Linked DNA regions of Homo sapiens: region 2 is linked to region 1. A link is an interaction called in ENCODE POLR2A ChIA-PET data of the cell type or tissue named here. Cell type or tissue: A673. All regions are shown on one strand.

Region 1 (5,000 bases):
TCTACTGCCTCAGCCTCCCAAGCAGCTGGGATTACATAGGCGTGTACCACCATACCCGGCTAATTTTTCTTCCTCTTTGTTTTTTTGAGATGGACTTTCGCTCTTGTTGCCTAGGCTGGAGTGCAGTGGTGCAATCTCAGCTCACCACAACCTCTGCTTCCTGGGTTCAAGCGATTCTCCTGCCCCAGCCTCCCGACTAGCTGGGATTACAGGCATGCACCACCATGCCAGGCTAATTTTGTATTTTTAGTAGAGACGGGGTTTCTCCGTGTTGGTCAGGCTGGTCTCGAACTCCCGACCCAGGTGATCCCACTGCCTCAGCCTCCTAAAGTGCTGGGATTACAGGCGTGGTGTTGCCTAGCCCTTATAGTCTACTTTTAACCTACATACCCTATTATGCAAACAAAATATTTTTTTCATTTTCTAAACACAGCTTGTCCTCCTTTCAGAACGCTTGTTTCTTAACCTCTCCCAGATGGAATTCTACTTATCAAAGCTCAGTTCCAATGTCACTTCCCCATTTATACATTTTCACCTTCCTTATACTCTTAGAAAATAGTCTGAACTTCTCTCTGCTCTTTTACTTCACACTGTGTTATACATTATCATTATTTGTATATCTGTCTTCTCTCCTTGACTACAAGCTCTTTGAAGACAGGAAACTTATACTGGTCAACATTGAATCCATTATTGTATGCCAGTATCTTGTAAAAGTAGGTGCCCAATATATATATTTTTAACTTGAGTGATTAAACTACAATTGAAATTTGCTATAATACTAACTGATAAAAAGCAGGACTCAATAAATGGTAGTATTTATCTTGGTATTTATACAATGTGGGTCAGCAACAGAAATACCAAGGGCAAAAGAGCTTGTTATAAATATGACTTAATTTCAAATCAGTTTTATGGCATAAGCTTTGAGAATAATCATATGGTGAGGTTTCACTATTTCTGGGAATTAGTGTTGATGTACTAAGCTGTCCATATCACACTGTTAGGTAGGCATGGGCTTTTGAGGGTAGAAATGGACTACCAATCCCGATTTTCCCTGAAAACTCTGTCCTTACACTTAAACAATCCCTAACCATGTCAACAACTGGTGAAAGCTCCTTTATATCAAGGAAGGAAGAGGTAATAGTTTAGAGTCATATAAGAGCACTATCTTTAAATGACTTGGTGAAATGCCCCAATGCTATATGTAAAACTGGTGTAAACTTAAAAAAAAAAATCACTGTCTAAACGGGAGAAACAGCACCAAAAACATATCAAGTATAAAAATATATCATTTCTGGTATTTTTTCCAAAAGCAGCTTCTCCATTTGTACAATAAAAGCCAATTTTTCCACTCATCCATCACAGTCACTGGTTCTACTTTGCCAGTTAAAGTGATGACAGACAGAATTGTTATCAATACTTTTCCTAAATTTACAGATAGCCCTGTAAGTTACAGGACTTTTTAAAAAATCACTTTTACTTTCATAAAAAGAATGTGTATGGTGGGAGAGGAGGAGCAATACAACATTTGAAAAGCATGATAACACAGCCTTTTGGATCACAGGTCATTTCACTAAGCTTTATCTCTGAGTGTTTATTTTATTACCAAATCGCAAACAAATCATACTTATTCTATAAAAATTGTGCTACTTTAACTTCTAAACACAGGCTTTATTTGGCTTTATTCTAAATCAGGAATATGTTTCTTTTCATACTTTCTGGACTTAAAAGAACTCCTACATTGATGTTTGAAGGTAAGAATAAAAAGAAGAACAAAATCAGTTACTTAAAAAAATGGGGGTAAAGAGTGATTTAGAGTCTAGAGCATAAACAAAGTAAGCACTCATTCTGCATGCAGTCCATGGTCCTCATACTGTTAAATGACCAATAATGAATAACTCCCAATGCCTTCTGCCAGGCTTAAACGGTAATATGCCTCATTTTACTCCAACAAATGAGACTCCTCCTCCTATCAGTCATGGTCTATTCCAATCAGCAGGGTGCCAATAAGCCAGAGGCTAATGAAAAGGGCTTTAGACAAAAAAGAAACAATGGACTGCTCCCAAGCCCAACCCCGGAACTGTGAGCCCAATTTTTTAAACACTACAGTGCACATTTCAGTTAATCTTTATTATGCTAATGTTATTGAGTCTAAGGAACAAAGAAAGTTATTTCATGAATTACTTTTAAACATCAACTTCCCTGAATTTTCTTTTCTTTTGTTAGAGACTACTGACCATTTATCCAGATTAATACACACATACATATACACACACACACACACACACACACTCTCTCTCTCTCTTTTTCCCTTGCTCTGAGGTAGAAATCAAAACATAAATTATCACAAAGAAGTCTGATATAATCAACAAAGTTAAACAGTCTTCTTGTTTGATCTCCTCTAAATTAAAGACCAAGTGTTTTGATATGGTATTAGGCACCGAAAGAAACCAGATGTTTCTTCCTCTATATAACTCTCCACGGGCACAATCTTAAAGGGTTATTGTCTGGCAAATGTTCAGGGAAACACATTAGAAATGGCACGAATACCCAGATTTTCCTTTCCTTCTATCTACCCTAGGTTTTTTTTTTTTCTTTTTTTTTATCTAAACTAATGCATAATCCACAGGGCTTTGGGAACTTTGTGTAAATACTTTCATGTACAATTCTCTTTCTTGCTATCCTGAGATTAAGACCACAATTATGCAGGCTTAAACCTAAAATAAAGGAACCTTTGCAAATGCATTATCTGGCCTTACATGTTTAATCACACAGTATTCTGTGTGCTCTTTAATACCTAAACTGAAGAACAAAGGTTGTACCCTCTGATGTTTCACAATATGAAAGATCTTTTAAGACATATATTAGACAATTGGGGAAATAGAATTAATTTTTAATGACAATAGCATAGTGTTTCTCCATCTAAAACCAGAGGCTATATTAAAAGCGTCACATTCTAAAGAACTTAAAATTTCAAAAGAGTCAGTCACCATTTCAAAATATCTATAATACCTGACATAAAATTATGATATGCATGTCAGACTCTCAAAAGTAATCCTCATTAATTTCCTTCTCCTCATCTCTTCTAATCCTTCCTATCCCCAGATAATGTAATGTTTTTCTTTTTCAGTACGTTTTGAGTGCACTAAACATATATTAAAGTGAATGCGAGTCTGTAAGGAAAGTTGGAAAAAGAATGTATTTGGGGAGGTGTCCGGCTGGGAAGTGGGGAAGCAGATGGATTGAAGGAAGGGATTTGAAATGTGCAGACTATGGCATGCAGTGATGGAGCAGATGGAATGCATCACCGTCAGCTATGACAGAAATGATTTATGGAATGACCTGGCTGCTCCTGCCTAGTAACAACACAGGATGACAGAGCTGAGTTTCCATGACAACCAAAGCCCACCCACTAACTAGATTAAACATTTCTTCACTGGATTCCATTCACGGTGAATTTGGGTTTTCTTTTCCAAATGCCATTTTGGTTTGGCTAGTATGCTGTTTATAACAGGGGAAGATACTCAAGGATGTGAAGGGTAACAAAATGAACTTGAAGGGCCACTGAGAACATCACAAATTCTTGCCTGCCTGTAGGCCAAGGTTCCCTGATAGAAGTTTTCTTTAATAAAACAAACAAATGACCTTTGAGAAAAAAAGCCCCCAAAATGCAGGTTAAATTTTAAAAAATTATCTAGCACTGAAAGTTCAAATGTTATTTGTCCTGTTACATGTAAAATATCAGTTACTGGACTCTTCCAGAATCAGGAGAAGGAATATGGCAAGCCAATCAAATACCTGGAGACCTTACAGGTTTAGTATAGAATAAAACTGTCTTCCTAAATAGGTCATTTTCATCAGGTGACAGTAAGTCGAAAAAAGGGTGAGACAATTTTCTTTCATTCTCATCAATACCTTGTAAGATAATTACCACAGCACCGCACTTTCTGGATGTATGCAGCAGTGGTTAGGAGCAGAGTCTGAAGCTGGTCTGATCAGGGTTCTAATATATATGGGCTTTATCCATGCTAGCTTATGATTCCCCTAGGGCGAGCTGCTTAATCTTTCTGAGCTCAAGTTACTTCACCTTTTAAACCTTAGTTCCTCATCTGTAATGTGGGGATAACAATGCCAACCTTACAGGGCTTTCTTGAGGATTAAATGAAACAGGGCATGTAAATGCTCAGTATAGGTGCGCATTCAAATTATAGCTGAAATATTTTGTGGGTTTTGTTATTGTCATTACTATTATTATTATATGATCCAAGACAGAATTCAACAAACATTCACTGAGCTGCATTTTGTGTGTGCTCCATCTCTACTATGTAGTAAATGAGTCTGACTTGGCTTCATTTTCCAAGAAGCTGGTATTCAGCTGTAGAGAAAAATTTATTTACACCAACAATATACAAAGAGGTTTATCTCCTTAAATGCTCAACAGTTGCTTCCTACCACTCAGGTATTAACGTGCTCTGCCTTCTCCATGAATGGCAACAAATGTATCTGACAGTTAATTGCACTTCATAGAAAATAAAAGACAATTCTGTGGGAATTCTAAGAGGCATACTACTCAGAAAACAAGAAGAAAAAAAATCATCTAAAGTGAAATTTTAGGAAGCGCAAAGCACAAGTGCCCCTTTTAAATAATTAGATTTGAAACTGTTGTAGATTTACTGAAAACTGCTCTCCCTTCTAGTTTTGGCATTCCGAAAGAGGAGATTTTAATGTTTTAAGAATCAGATATTAAAATATAATCACTGCTTTGTCATTAATGTTCTGAAGTGATGTATGTGAACTAGTTGCTCAAGAAAATACTATCGGATTCCTTCAAATCACTTTTACTCATTTTAACATGATTCTTCAATGAATCTGGCTTTTTTGGGGAGAAGGCTCTCATTTCCTATTCCTTGAGTAAATCAGGTGCAGTTGACTTTAAAAAAAAATACAGTACATAAAATGCTTTTGATCTTGGAAAAGTTTCTTATAAAGGTACTTCATTCTCT
Region 2 (5,000 bases), 85 kb after region 1:
TCTTTTATCTTTCTCAAACTTCTTTTTTCTTTTCTTTTTTTTTTTTTAAAGACACAGGGTCTTCTTCTGTCACCCAGGGTGGAATGCAATGGCGTGATCACAGCTCACTGCAACCTTGAACTCTTGGGCTGAGATCCTCCCATGTCAGCTGCCCAAGTAGCTAAGACTATACCTGGTTTTTTTTTTGGAGAGACAGAGTCTTGCTATGTTGCCCCAGCTGGTCTGGAACTCCTGCCCTCAAGCAATCCTCCCACCTCCCCAAGTGTTGGGATTACAGGTATGAGCCACTATGCCCAGCTCTCAGCCTGCTTTTAGATTGAGCATTCCATTTAATAGCCACTATTGGTAGATAAGTTACATTTCTTTTTAATTTCTTAGCGATTGCCCTCAGTTTACAATATACATCTTTAACAGATGTTAAATCCTTCCTCCCATCTTTTAGATTACTGTTACATATTTTATAAAACCGACAATATAATGTACTAATTTTGCTTTAGACAGTTATTTCACAGTGTAATTTAAAAGGATGAAACGTATGTCTTTTATATTTACTTTCATTATTACCATTTCTGGAGCTCTCATTTCTTTGTATAGATCATGGGTTGGCACACTATGACTCATGGCCTGCTTCCTGTTTTTGTAAATAAAGTTTTACTGGAAAACAGCCATGCTCACTTGTTTATGTACTGTTCATAGTTGCTTTTGTGCTACAATGGCAGAGTTGAGTAGTTGTGACAGAAACTGTCTGACCCACAAAGCCTAAAATATGTAATATCTGGCTCTCTATGAAAAAAGTTTGCGGAGTCTTGGTGCAGATCCAAGTTTCTGTCTGGAGTGACATTCCCCCTGCTTGAAGAACTTACTCCAGCAGTTATTGTAGTCTGCTGGGAATGGATTTTCTCAGATTTTCATATATCTAGAAGTCTTTATCCTCTTTTTTAAGAAAATATTTTCAACAGATAAATAATTCCGGGTTGACACAGTTTTAAAAATTGTAATACATTAGAGATATCACTATCATCTTGCCTGCAAAGTTTCTGAAGAGAAGTCTGCTGTAGTTTATCTTTGTTGTTCTATACATGATGTGTTTTTTTTTCTGCCTCTGGTTGTCTTCAAGATTTTCTCATCTTTGGTTTTCAGCACTTTAAATATGTCTAAGGGAATATGTGTGGTGTGTGTGTGTGTGTGGAGGGGAGTTCTTGTTGTTTCTTAAGTCTTGCATCTATGGTTTGATGTCTTTCATTGCTTTTGGGAAATTCTTGGCCATTATCTCTTCAAATATTTCTTCTGCATTATTATTTATCCCTCTCATTCTGAAACTTTAAGCATACACATATTAGACTGATACTGTCCTGCAGCTCTGATCTTTTTTCATTTTTTTTCTCTTTGTGTTTTAGTTTGGATAATTTATACTGGCCTATATTCAAGTTCACCCATTTCTTCAGCAACTGGGTTGTCTACTGATGACCACAAAGGAATTATTTACCTCTGTTTTTTTTTTTATTACTACCATTTCAACTTGACTCATTATTTCCATCTATCAGCTAAATTCCCCATTAATTCATGCATGCTATGTTTCCCACTAGATCCTTTCAATATCTTAGCCAGAGCTATTTTCAAATCTTTGTCTGATAGTTCCAATAACAGGGCCACCTCTGAGCCTTGTTTTGTTAACTGTTTTGCCTCGATAGTTCCAATAACAGGGCCACCTCTGAGTCTTGTTTTGTTAACTGTTTTGCCTCTTGAAAGTATTTGTTTTGTTTTTCTCTTGCTTATGTGTGTGACTTATAATTTTGATGGATGCAGGATACTGTGGGTAGAACAGTAGTATATTTAGGCCTGGAAGTGGGTATGCCTCTTTCCATATAAGGACTTTAGAGTGAGAAATTCAGACAATCAGTTAGGAGTTTAGCTTGGTGTGACTGTTGCTGTGATGACTCTGAGTTTACCAGAGGCTTCCACTCCCTCTAGTGATCACCTGTTGTGCCTAGTGTTTAGCACGTGGCTGGGGTGCTGTAAAACTTTTCTGTTAGTATTTCATCCTCAGCTTATAACAGATGCTATAAACCTGTGCTTGAGAGTGGGTCTGTCCTCAAGCTTTTGCCCCTGCCCCAGTGGCAGACTGCTATTGCTTAGTACTCCTTAGGCTTGTGACGGAGGTAGTTCTCTGCTGTTTTAGTTCAGCCTCAGTACTTACAGAAACTGTGTGCTTGGGCCTCTTTGAAGGGTTCAAAAAAGTTAAAAGTTTGTAGTTTATCAGGCTTTTTTTTTTTTTGAGACAGAGTCTCATTGTCGCCAGGGTGGAGTGCAGTGGCACAGTGGCATGATCTCGGCTCACTGCAACCTCCACCTCCTGGGTTCAAACGATTCTCCTGCCTCAGCCTCCCAAGGAGCTGGGACTACATGCATGCGCCACCACACCCAGCTAATTTTTGTATTTTTAGTAGAGACAGGGTTTCACCATGTTGGCCAGGCTGGTCTCGATCTCTTGATCTCATGATCTGTCCTCCTTGGCCTCTCAACGTGCTGAGATTACAGGCGTGAGCCACCGTGCCTGGCCAAAAGCAGCATTCTTTATAGTTTTCCACACCCTAGATAGAAGCTGGAGGTCCTCTGATCTTCATTTTGGATAGTTTCTGTTTCTATGCCTACAAATTCACTGATTTTTTTTCTTCTGAAGTGAATAAGCTGCAGTTAATATCATCCAGTGTATTTTTCATTTCAGATACTGTATTTTTCTTCTCTCTAAAAATGACATTTAGGGGGCTGGGTGTGGTGGCTCACACATATAATCCCAGCAACTCAGGGGACGAAGGCAGGAGAATGGCTTGAGGCTGGGAGTTTAAGACCAGCCTGGGCAACATAGTAAGACCCTGTCTCTAAAAAAAAAAAAAAAAAAAAAATTGGCCAGGCATGGTGCATCCTTGCAGTCCTAGCTACTTGGGAGGGTGAAGCAGGAGGATCACTTGATCCAATAGTTCAAGGTTACAGTGAGCTATGATCGCTCCACTGCACCCTAGCCTGTGTAACAGAGAGAGACCTGCCTCCAAAAAAGGAGAAAAAAGGGGAAAGGGGAAAGGAAAAGGAAAAGGGGAGGGGAAGGGAAGAAGGAAGGAAGGAAGGAAGGAAGGAAGGAAGGAAGGAAGGAAGGAAGGAAGGAAGGAAGGAAGGGACAGAGGGGGAGAGACAGGGAGGGAGGGAGGGAAAAGAGGTAAATGAATAAATTCCGTTTTTTTCATAGCATTCATTATCCCTACATCTTATTCATTATTTTCCTCTACATTCTTGAGCTATCAAGCGTATTTATAAAAGCCATTTTAACATCTTTGCTTGATTACATCATCTCTCTAATTTCCTGGACTCTTGTTTCTACTGATTACTTTTTCTCTGGGTTACAGGGTACATTTTTTTCTTGTTCTTTTCATGCTAGTAATTTTTAAGTCAATGCCAGACCTTAAAATGTTTATATTTTTGGGTGCTAGATTTTGCTGTATTCCTTCAAAGAATGTCAGACTTTGTTCTGGCAAGCAGTTAAGTGACTTGGAATCAGTTTGCTCCTTTTCCAGGTTTGCCTTTAATATTTCTAACAGTGGGTCAAGAATACCCTTTAGTCCAGGTCTAATTCAGCACCACCAACACAATACCCTTTTGAAGACTACACATGCCCTGTTAATTATGAGATCTTTCCACTTTGGTTCATTGGAGAAAGAATTATTCCCAGCTTTGTGTGAGCTTTCCCTGGTCTCAAGTTGTTTCCTCTCATGCATATACATGCATGTACATGTCAGTACTTGGCCAAAGACTTGGAACCAAACTCTAAAGATCTTGAGCTCCCTTGCTCTCTCTCTGCTCCTTCCTTTTTACCCTATAAATCCTAGTCCCATAGCTTCTCTGAATTCTGATTTTTGTCTTCTCAACTCACAAAGACTGCCAGGCTGCGTTTGATTATCTCGTCTTTTTGCTGTGGCCCAGAATCTTCCTACAGGCAGTGAGAGAGTGGGGGTAACTTCAGGACTCACCTTGTTTTCCTGCTCTCATGGAGTGCCTACTGTCAAATGTCTGAAAAGTAATGATTTAGTTAGGACCACTATGAAACTTCCTAAGGTTTTTATACCTCTTAGAAACCCTTTCACACACCCCCTTTAAAGGAAAAAAATAAAAAAGCTTTCTCCTAGTCTTTCTCTAGCAAACCCATTTTTACAGATCAGAAAAAGATAGAACATAACAAAACTTGACTTCTGTAAATAATCAGACTTTCCAACAAACAAAGACTGCTTAGAGTAGTGCATGAGGTAGAAGATAACCTGAAAAGTTGGATCTACATTTGCTACTATCTTTACTTTTTGGAGTAGCCTAAGTTAAAAACATCCTACTCAGCGAGACTTTACCATAATAGATAATGGGTTTGATAAACTCTTGGACAATCTAAAAACTTTGTTAAACTACCTCTGTTTTTATGATATTGTGCTCTCTTATTTCCAACATTAGATGTTTTATTTCTAAAATACTTTGAATTCCACTAAGTCTGCTGACATATTTGAATTTAGAACAAACTGCTCTAAGAAAATGATCTCCTGTACTAACTACACACATAGCTATTTCTAAAAGGTTAAAAGGCTGGCAATTTTCCAGTTCTTTCTCATCATTTCAGTTATGAAATACAATGTCCAGTTCCTAGTTCTCTTCTATTTTCTTTGGCATGTTGTGACCAGTTCTCCAAATTCAGTATCATGTATTTTGTTGTGTAGGTCTTTAATTCCTGGCCCCAACCCTTGCCCACATACATATACTCTAAATATATGCTACAGATAACCACAGGGCATGAAAAACACTGGTGAAAATTGCTATTATTAAATTTTACTGCTTCTTAGAGGTCTGTCTCTCACTATGCAAGCTACGTCATATTTACATTTATTTTGACACTTTTATATTCAATTTAAAAAGTCACTGATTTCATTAAAATATTTTGACAAACTATATGCTAACTAACAGTAAAATTT

What was found. ChIA-PET counts read pairs that join two places held together with the same protein. Peaks named below come from ENCODE experiments on the same cell type or tissue, not always from the same donor. Only the 100,000 strongest peaks of a DNase experiment are listed, where the experiment ranks them.
Region 2: POLR2A ChIA-PET joins it to region 1 with 13 read pairs; 4 of 35 experiments call an interaction of 5 or more read pairs at or near these places.

Annotation. Positions count from the first base shown.
Region 1 is chr15:57,234,438-57,239,437 of GRCh38, reverse strand. The region is part of intron 12 of TCF12 (transcription factor 12); the gene reads right to left. Among named protein-coding and RNA genes, the nearest start is that of SNORD13D, 42 kb to the left of the region's middle. In A673, no CTCF peak of the experiment used is centred here; DNase peaks (open chromatin) are centred at 2,017, 2,467 and 3,377; H3K4me3 peaks cover 1,470 bases; H3K27ac peaks cover 1,932 bases.
Region 2 is chr15:57,149,045-57,154,044 of GRCh38, reverse strand. All of the region lies in intron 5 of TCF12 (transcription factor 12), which reads right to left. Among named protein-coding and RNA genes, the nearest start is that of SNORD13D, 130 kb to the left of the region's middle. In A673, no CTCF peak of the experiment used is centred here; DNase peaks (open chromatin) are centred at 684, 3,064 and 3,764; H3K27ac peaks cover 4,873 bases.